Regions from separate parts of the Homo sapiens genome. Here all the other regions are linked to region 2. A link is a loop called in an ENCODE intact Hi-C map of the cell type or tissue named here. Cell type or tissue: Panc1. All regions are shown on one strand.

What was found. A loop is a pair of places that touch in the nucleus more often than their neighbours do. Peaks named below come from ENCODE experiments on the same cell type or tissue, not always from the same donor. Only the 100,000 strongest peaks of a DNase experiment are listed, where the experiment ranks them.
Region 1: a loop joins it to region 2, with 2.6 times the contacts of the local background. A loop is called at or near these places in 35 of 110 quality-filtered maps.
Region 3: a loop joins it to region 2, with 3 times the contacts of the local background. A loop is called at or near these places in 43 of 110 quality-filtered maps.

What each region holds. Positions count from the first base shown.
Region 1 is chr10:88,791,153-88,793,652 of GRCh38, forward strand. No RefSeq gene overlaps it. Among named protein-coding and RNA genes, the nearest start is that of LIPM, 10 kb to the right of the region's middle. In Panc1, CTCF peaks have their summits at 968 (motif pointing left) and 1,182; a DNase peak (open chromatin) is centred at 979.
Region 2 is chr10:88,686,614-88,689,113 of GRCh38, forward strand. No RefSeq gene overlaps it. Among named protein-coding and RNA genes, the nearest start is that of LIPK, 18 kb to the right of the region's middle. In Panc1, CTCF peaks have their summits at 1,422 (motif pointing right) and 1,637; no DNase peak of the experiment used is centred here; H3K27ac peaks cover 1,133 bases.
Region 3 is chr10:88,808,993-88,811,492 of GRCh38, forward strand. All of the region lies in intron 2 of LIPM (lipase family member M), which reads left to right. Among named protein-coding and RNA genes, the nearest start is that of LIPM, 7.5 kb to the left of the region's middle. In Panc1, CTCF peaks have their summits at 1,475 (motif pointing left) and 1,684; a DNase peak (open chromatin) is centred at 1,419; H3K27ac peaks cover 402 bases.

The sequences.
Region 1 (2,500 bases), 100 kb after region 2:
AGGCCTGCCTATTTCAAAATTCTCGTGGTACATAGCCAACCAACAATAGATCTGATGATTTAATCAATACAGAGATTCAATCTGTATAGCCTTAAAGTACATTTCTGCTTTGGCTGTCTACACAAATTGCTACATAGAGAACATCCAAATTACTCACTTGCTAAGTATTGATGTGGCAAAGCCCATGGCATCCACAGTAGCTGAGTACTAGTTCAGCTGGAGCTAAACCCAGCCCAGTAAAGTGTAATTACTACAGAGCATGGTCTACTGTTGAGATTGCCTGTTGCAGCCTTCTTTTATATTAATATTTTAACTGAAAAATGAGATAGAAGATTTCTAAGTAATCAGCTTCACTTCTAATTTTTTCTATCTCAAGCCTACAAACTGATATTCATCCTAATAATAACAATAAATAGCAACAACATCTTAAGTAGCTTCTGTACGCCAGGTGCCATGCTGTGCAACTCACACCTATATTTTACTTAGGCTTTACAACAGTGCTGTGAGGAAGATGCTGTTATTAGTCGTTTATGAGTGAGCAATCTGAAAACAGAAATGTGTCCAAGGGCCCACAGCTGGTGACAGGCAGAGCTGGAATTTGAACCCAGGTCTGTTGAACTCCACCCTTCTCTATTTTTTTTTTCTGTAGATGAGAAACTTTATTTTTTCCAGAGGACTGTTTATTGGATTTTTTTAAATTATGCTTTAAGTTCTAGGGTACAGGTGCACAACGTGCAGGTTTGTTACATATGTATACATGTGCCATGTTGGTAGCAAACTATCGCAAGGACAAAAAACCAAACACTGCATGTTCTCACTCATAGGTGGAAATTGAACAATGAGAACACTCAGACACAGGAAGGGGAACTCTACTGTATCTTGTAAGTGAGACTCCCTGCTAGGTGACCCTGTGGCTTTAAGGCTTCGTCTGGGATTCCCAGGCCCCAAACCAAGTCTGCACATCTTTGTGCCTGGCCCTCTAGTGGCCCTGGGAAAAAAGTTTTAAAGAAATCCAATGACAACTGGAGTCTTTTCTGATCCTTGATTGTCCCATCTTTCCTTAGGTATATTACAGGTTTGAAGGGATGGGAAAGGGGGAAACAATTTTCTTCTATATCTTTAAGGGCATTGTTTTTTTAAATTGTCTATAAAGTTTCTGGATTTTTTTGTTGTGCGTTTTGATTTATTTTGTTTGGTATGTATTAATGTGATTAAGAATAGGCTCTATTTCCTCTGTTGGAAAGATATGCCAGACATCACAGACAATCAAATAAACACTCTAGGTCAGGAACCTTTGGGGGAAAGCTTTTGGGAATGATATATGTCAACATTAGCGACAGTTAAAGGTAGGCAACATGCTGATACGTTCTGGAAATGGAGCTGAGACTCCCAAGGCCTCAATCCAAAAGCCAGAATGTGTTAAGGAGAGGCAATCTCTGAATACAGAGACACTTACCATTTACTTCTTTTAAAGGGCTGGGATGTCTCCTGAATGCTATGAGGTGCTTGAAAGGGCCTCTTCTTACCCGACTTGCTCTCTCTCATCTCTTCATTTCCTTCTGCCCCTTGCTTGCCTTAGCCTCCATCATGCTGAAGCTGATCTTAAACATTTGGGCAAGTTGTTTCCCTTTTCTTGGTCTGAGTTTACTCATCTGATCTGCCAGGGGTTTGTCAGCCTCAACACCACATAGTCCTGTGATGTAATAACTTTAAAAATCAGAGCAGGACAAAAGCAGAGTTGCACAACCTTGCCCTTCTGCCCCACACCAGCCAGGGAAACCGCAATGCCTGCCACTTCAGTGTCTGGGTGGTTCTCCCATCATATAGTTCCCCTCTTCCTCCGTAAAGGTTTGTGGTGCTTTGTGCTGCTTGCTGGCTGATCCTAAACCCTAAATTTGGAAGCCGCACAAGCCTGACTCCCCTCTAAGTGCTCCAGGACTAAAATAATTCCCAGCCATTTCTCTACTTCCTACTTCAAATTCGCAAAGGCTGAAAATACAAGTAGATATTTTCTAATTTTTTAAAAGGATCTAGATATAATGTCAGAGGAGAGAAGGATTATAGAAACCAACTTATCCAGGGACATATTTAGAAGCAAATCTTTTCAAACAAAAAATGTTGTAGAGGCTTCAACACATATAAAGTAAATGAGTAGCAGTAGTATATATTTATCATATACAATTCAAATTTATGACCTTCACATATCATGAAGTACAGTGATAAGGGTGACACTACTTCAGTGATCCCCAAAATTAGAAATGGTATTACAAATAACAGAACTTTGGTTATATCTGCCTAGACTTACACAGTAGTGCTTTGTTTTATTTGGCTATATGATATGATAGAATCTGCACAGATAAGTAGTTGAAGTCATAGTTGTTTTTAAACAAACATTTTAAACAACTTCAATTATCTTGTATAAGATAGCAAAGGAAGTTTTACTTGAAAGTTCTAGCAAGTTAGTGAATATGTGGCCACTGATGTTTTGCAATTTGATAAT
Region 2 (2,500 bases):
TGCAAAGGACCCCAAAGAGTCTTATAGGCTAACAAAGTAGCCTGCCACAATTTCACAGATGCTGGCAGGAGACAGGAAACTCTTGGGTCAAAGACAAAGGACTTGTATCACAGCGGACCTCATCACCTTCACGTTCTCCTTGTTCCACAAGTCCATAGAGAAGATGCAGAAGTGGACCCAGGTGGATGTTGCACATACAATAAGCCTATGTCACAGTGAAGAATTCCAAGTTTAGGAACCTCCCAATCTTATAAAGGGGCTGCCAGCAAAACTGTCCAATCTTTGCCCCATATGAAGACATCTTTATTATACTGGTTAGGAACAAATCTACCCTCTACACTGGAGGGAGACGGTCTTCTGTCTTTCAAGGCTTTTCACTAAACACACATCATTGAAAAGATAGTCTGGGACAAAAACTGATCTGAGATATGAAGAAATGCCCTGGAGAATAGTCTCCTAACATCAACTTTTAGCATACACCAGAATCACCTGGAGTTCGCCAATCTCCAGTGTTCCTGCTTTAGTAGGTCTAGGCCCTGTCTAAGAATTTGCATTTCAAACAAGTTCCCAGCTAATGCTGATACCACTGGTCAGGAATTTCTACTTTGAGAACTACTGTTTTGAGTCTTAAACAGATCACATTTTGTTGCACTATCGTTGATTTGCTTTCATTTGGCTGTGCTTTATAATCAGCAACCCACAATTCTAGATTACTTAGGCCTATTATTTTCTTTGATTTCATTAAATATAGTGAATAACATATCTCTTATTAGAGACAACTCTCATATCTTACAATGTGGTTGAGCTTATTGACACATATATTTCTTCCCCAAACAAACCTTTGCTAGTATCAACTTCAGATTATCCAGATGTGAAACAAAGGAGACAATTGAAATAATAGAGAAAAAAAATCCTGCTTCTGAGGGTATCATAATAATTGTAATATTAACCTTGTATCTAACGTTAGTATTGATGACATTCTGGTCTATAGCTACAAAATGCACCGATTGAAGCACAGATGATGTGTATCATTTAAAGAGTGTTGATAATTTTGTTTTTTCTCTGTCATTATTTTCTATCCCTATAACATATTCAGTTTCTTCATCTTTAAAAAGCTTTTGAAGTCAAAATTGAGTTTAAATAACCAAATAGCATTTAGACTTCTCAAATTAACACAGGCCCAGAAATCTATACCATTAATAAGGAAATTATGCTTTGTGATTACATCAGAATTGCTGCAAATCTAGCAGTGTTTTGTTACCACAGCTCTAAAATTTAACTCCTTTTTGAAATTAGTTCTGTAAGTGACCAAACAAGGACATGCAGCCAATAACCCTATGAAAAAAAACACTTACTGTTATTTAAAATAACATTTTTACATTCACAATCTATTTTCACAGAATTTGATAGAACTATGCAGTTATCCAGATTTGCCACTAGAGGGTAGGGTAGATTTGGAGGCTGCTTGTGTTTTTCCTCCTAATCCAGGGGCATTTACTCTATTTAATCAATAGATGATGCCTGTACTCATTTTACTTAGCATGTCAGCCCCTTTATTAAAAATTGTGAAAAAAAAGACTACCTAAATAAGCAAAACCCAATCAGGAATTAAATTTTAGAGAAGTTCCCAGATGGAAGATAGGAAAAGCTAACATTCTGCTAAGTACTTTATATATGGAAAAACAATTAATACCCACAAAAGTACTATAAAATTGGTAATATTATGCCAATTTTATGTTAATTATACAAATATATACATAATATAAATATATAATATTGGCACAGTGTGCCAATTTTTTATTATAACATGTAAAGTAGGGAGATGTAGAATGAATTATATGTGCAAATTCTCATGAAAAATAGTGAATTCAGGTCTTCCTGACTCAAAAATCCAAATCTGTCCAATATACCACATTAACAGATCAAATCAAGCCTTAATATAAATAAATCTCTCACATGATCCCCTGCTAAACAGTACATTTGTTACCTTTGCTATCAATCTTACTTCTTTGTTTTCTATAGTTGGAGTACGTGTGATGTGTTTTTATCATTGCTTCTAGATTTATGAACTCTGTAAATTCGGGTAACCCATGTTGCACCTCATGATATGTCCTCTACTGCATGGCAACCATCCACATGGGAGCTCTTCTTTAATTATTGGAGCTTATTATTATGTGCCTATATAATAAATGCCTTATGAGCAAATAATTTAACAACTAATTGTTTTTCTCTCTGTTGATAATCTGTTTTGTTCTTTACTGTGTCAGATTACTTTTTAAAATTATATTTAAATAGCAAATATACTTGAGATTGGCTTAATCATTACAAAATGTAGTCCCAGATCCACGGTTCTAGAAAGGCAGAGCAAGATGGAAAGCCAGAGCAAATAGATGCCTCTACTGATTGTCAAAGCAAAAGAACAAATAGAAGCCCCCACCAGTCATCCTCCCCACAAGAACACCAAATTTGACAACTATCTACATAAAAAAGCGCCTTCATC
Region 3 (2,500 bases), 120 kb after region 2:
TGCCCAGGCTGGAGTGCAGTGGTAGGATCTCAGCTCACCGCAACCTCCGCCTCCTGGGTTCAAGCAATTCTCCTGCTTCAGCCTCCCAAGTAGCTGGGATTACAGGCATACACCACCACACCTGGCTAATTTTTGTATTTTTGGTAGAGACAGAGTTTCTCCATGTTGGTCAGGCTGGTCTTGAACTCCCGACCTCAGGTGATCCACCCGCCTCCACCTCCCAAAGTGCTGGGATTACAGGCATGAGCCACCGCGCCTGGCTATACATACATTTTAAATGTTTGATACATGTCTCCATAGTTCATACAATTCCACCCTTTTGTATGTGGGATTTTCAGCTATTGTTATTTTTTAAACATTTGTTTTCATTACTAAAATATGCCTATTTTTCATTTCTATTTGGCTGGATTCTTTTTAATACTCTAGCAGTAGGTTTATAGTAGCAACTATATTGTCTTTCTTGTGTATAGGTAATATAATTTCTTGTGTTATTTTGATATGCCAGATACACTGATAAGTGCTTTATTTGTATTAGTCTCATTTAATTTTCACAATTACCCTAAGAAACTGCTACTCACATATGTTAAGCAACTTGCCCAAAACGTCTGTGCTAGTGCTTGCTAGTGAGTTGTAAAACCTGCACTCAAATCAAATCTGTCTCTCTGCCATTATAGCCCGTGTTCTTAACTAGGACCAGAAAATGCTGGACAAATGCTATTGGGCTTTGGTGTAAAGAAACGTTGGGGTTCTGTTTTACTCCAATTTGTACTTGTGTAGCTTTTTGAAACCACCTTTTTTTTTCTCACTAGCTGCACAGCTGCGCCTTATACATGTCTAGCGTGCACCTGCCTTAGTGTCTTTGAACTTAAATTTCTCCCTCTGGACCACTGTTTCATCAGATGTCTATGCAGCTTGCCTTGGCCCTTCTTTCAGCCAACTTTATCAGAGTTCTTCCCTGGCCACCCTATTCAAAGTTGCAGCTCTTTGCTACCTATTGAGTTCTAGCCCCTTACCCTGCTTACTTTTCCATATAGCACTTACCATCACCTGATATAATAGATATTTGCATGTTTGTCTATTGTCTGTCTCCCCCCAGTCAGAGTGTAAACTCAGTGAGAGCAGAGACATCATTTGTTTTGCTCAAGGCTAGAACCAGTAACTAAATGAGTGCTGAGCACATTCTGGTGCTAATAAATATTTGCGGGATGAATTATAGATTTTGTATAAATAAATGAATAGCCTGGGGACACAGCCCCACGAATCTCAGGGGAGTGGTAAAAGCACAGTTCTTCCAAGCAGTCGAGTGACTTAGCAATTACTAAGCATGGGGGTCACCTGCAGCCCCTATTCTATGGATGGAATTTGTTTTCTTACATCCTGTTGATTCAGACTGTTCACACATTGCCCAGGTGTTTGAGGTTCAAGGAATCTGCCTCCTTGTTCCAGTCCGTGCAGAATACTTCCCTCTAGTGGCCAATGTTGTTGGCATGTGCCTCTTCAGAGGCAATCTCCCATATCAAAAAAAAAAAAAAAATTCACCAACCAAGAAAGCCAGTGAAATTCTTATTGAAAACAACTGAAAAATGTTTACTGTAAAGCTTATAGCTTGTGGTAGCGGCCTTTTTATCTTTATCAAAGAATCTTAGTTGGCTTCAATATCAAGAGAGAAAATAGGCTGGGCCATCCTCAGAAATGACAGCTGTGTAAGTGTAGCCCTTACACACTTACCTGCTGGGTGTAAATTAAATAGAAGACCTAGGGGATGTTTGAAATGATATAAATGAGCCATTCCTCTTGTTAGGGGAATCACAAGAACAAACTATATGACTAAGTAGAACCAAGGTGACCTTAACCATGGGAAATGCCCGGACTCTCAAGGGGAGCATTGATCACCTTGGTTTGATTGTCCTGTGTTAACACAGCTGAGGTCACCTCCCTGAGAACTAAGAGGATGAACTAAATGACCAGATTAGATTTTCAAGGAAAATCTAAAATAACACTGAGTTCCTTCCTCCTGGCCCTTCACTCACAGTCCACAGTGACCCACACGTTCTCTCCCTTGAGAGACAAAATGAGGCAGATGGAATTCATGAAGACTGTCAAGATGCTGGATGAGTTTGGTGTAGAAGGCTTTTGTCCTACAGGGAGACTGCATGTGTGTTTGGTGCCCGTTTATAGCAATAACAACAAGAGCTACCCATCTGATCTGAGGTCGGGCAGCATGCTGAGTGCTTAATGCACAGTACCGCATTTAACCCTCCCCTGCCAAAACCCTGTGAGGTGGGCAATTGTCCTCATTTTGCTAATGAGAACACTGAAGCTCAGAAAGTCACTTGCTTTAGAGAATTATAACAATAATAATGAAAGCAATAAGGCTGTTTTTTACTGCAGGCTTCTTCTGAGCCAATACTGAGGTGTGGATATTGCATTCATGATTTGATTTAATTCTCACAAGTCCTGTTGAGGGCATGACATATTTTTTACTCCTAATAGGGCAGCA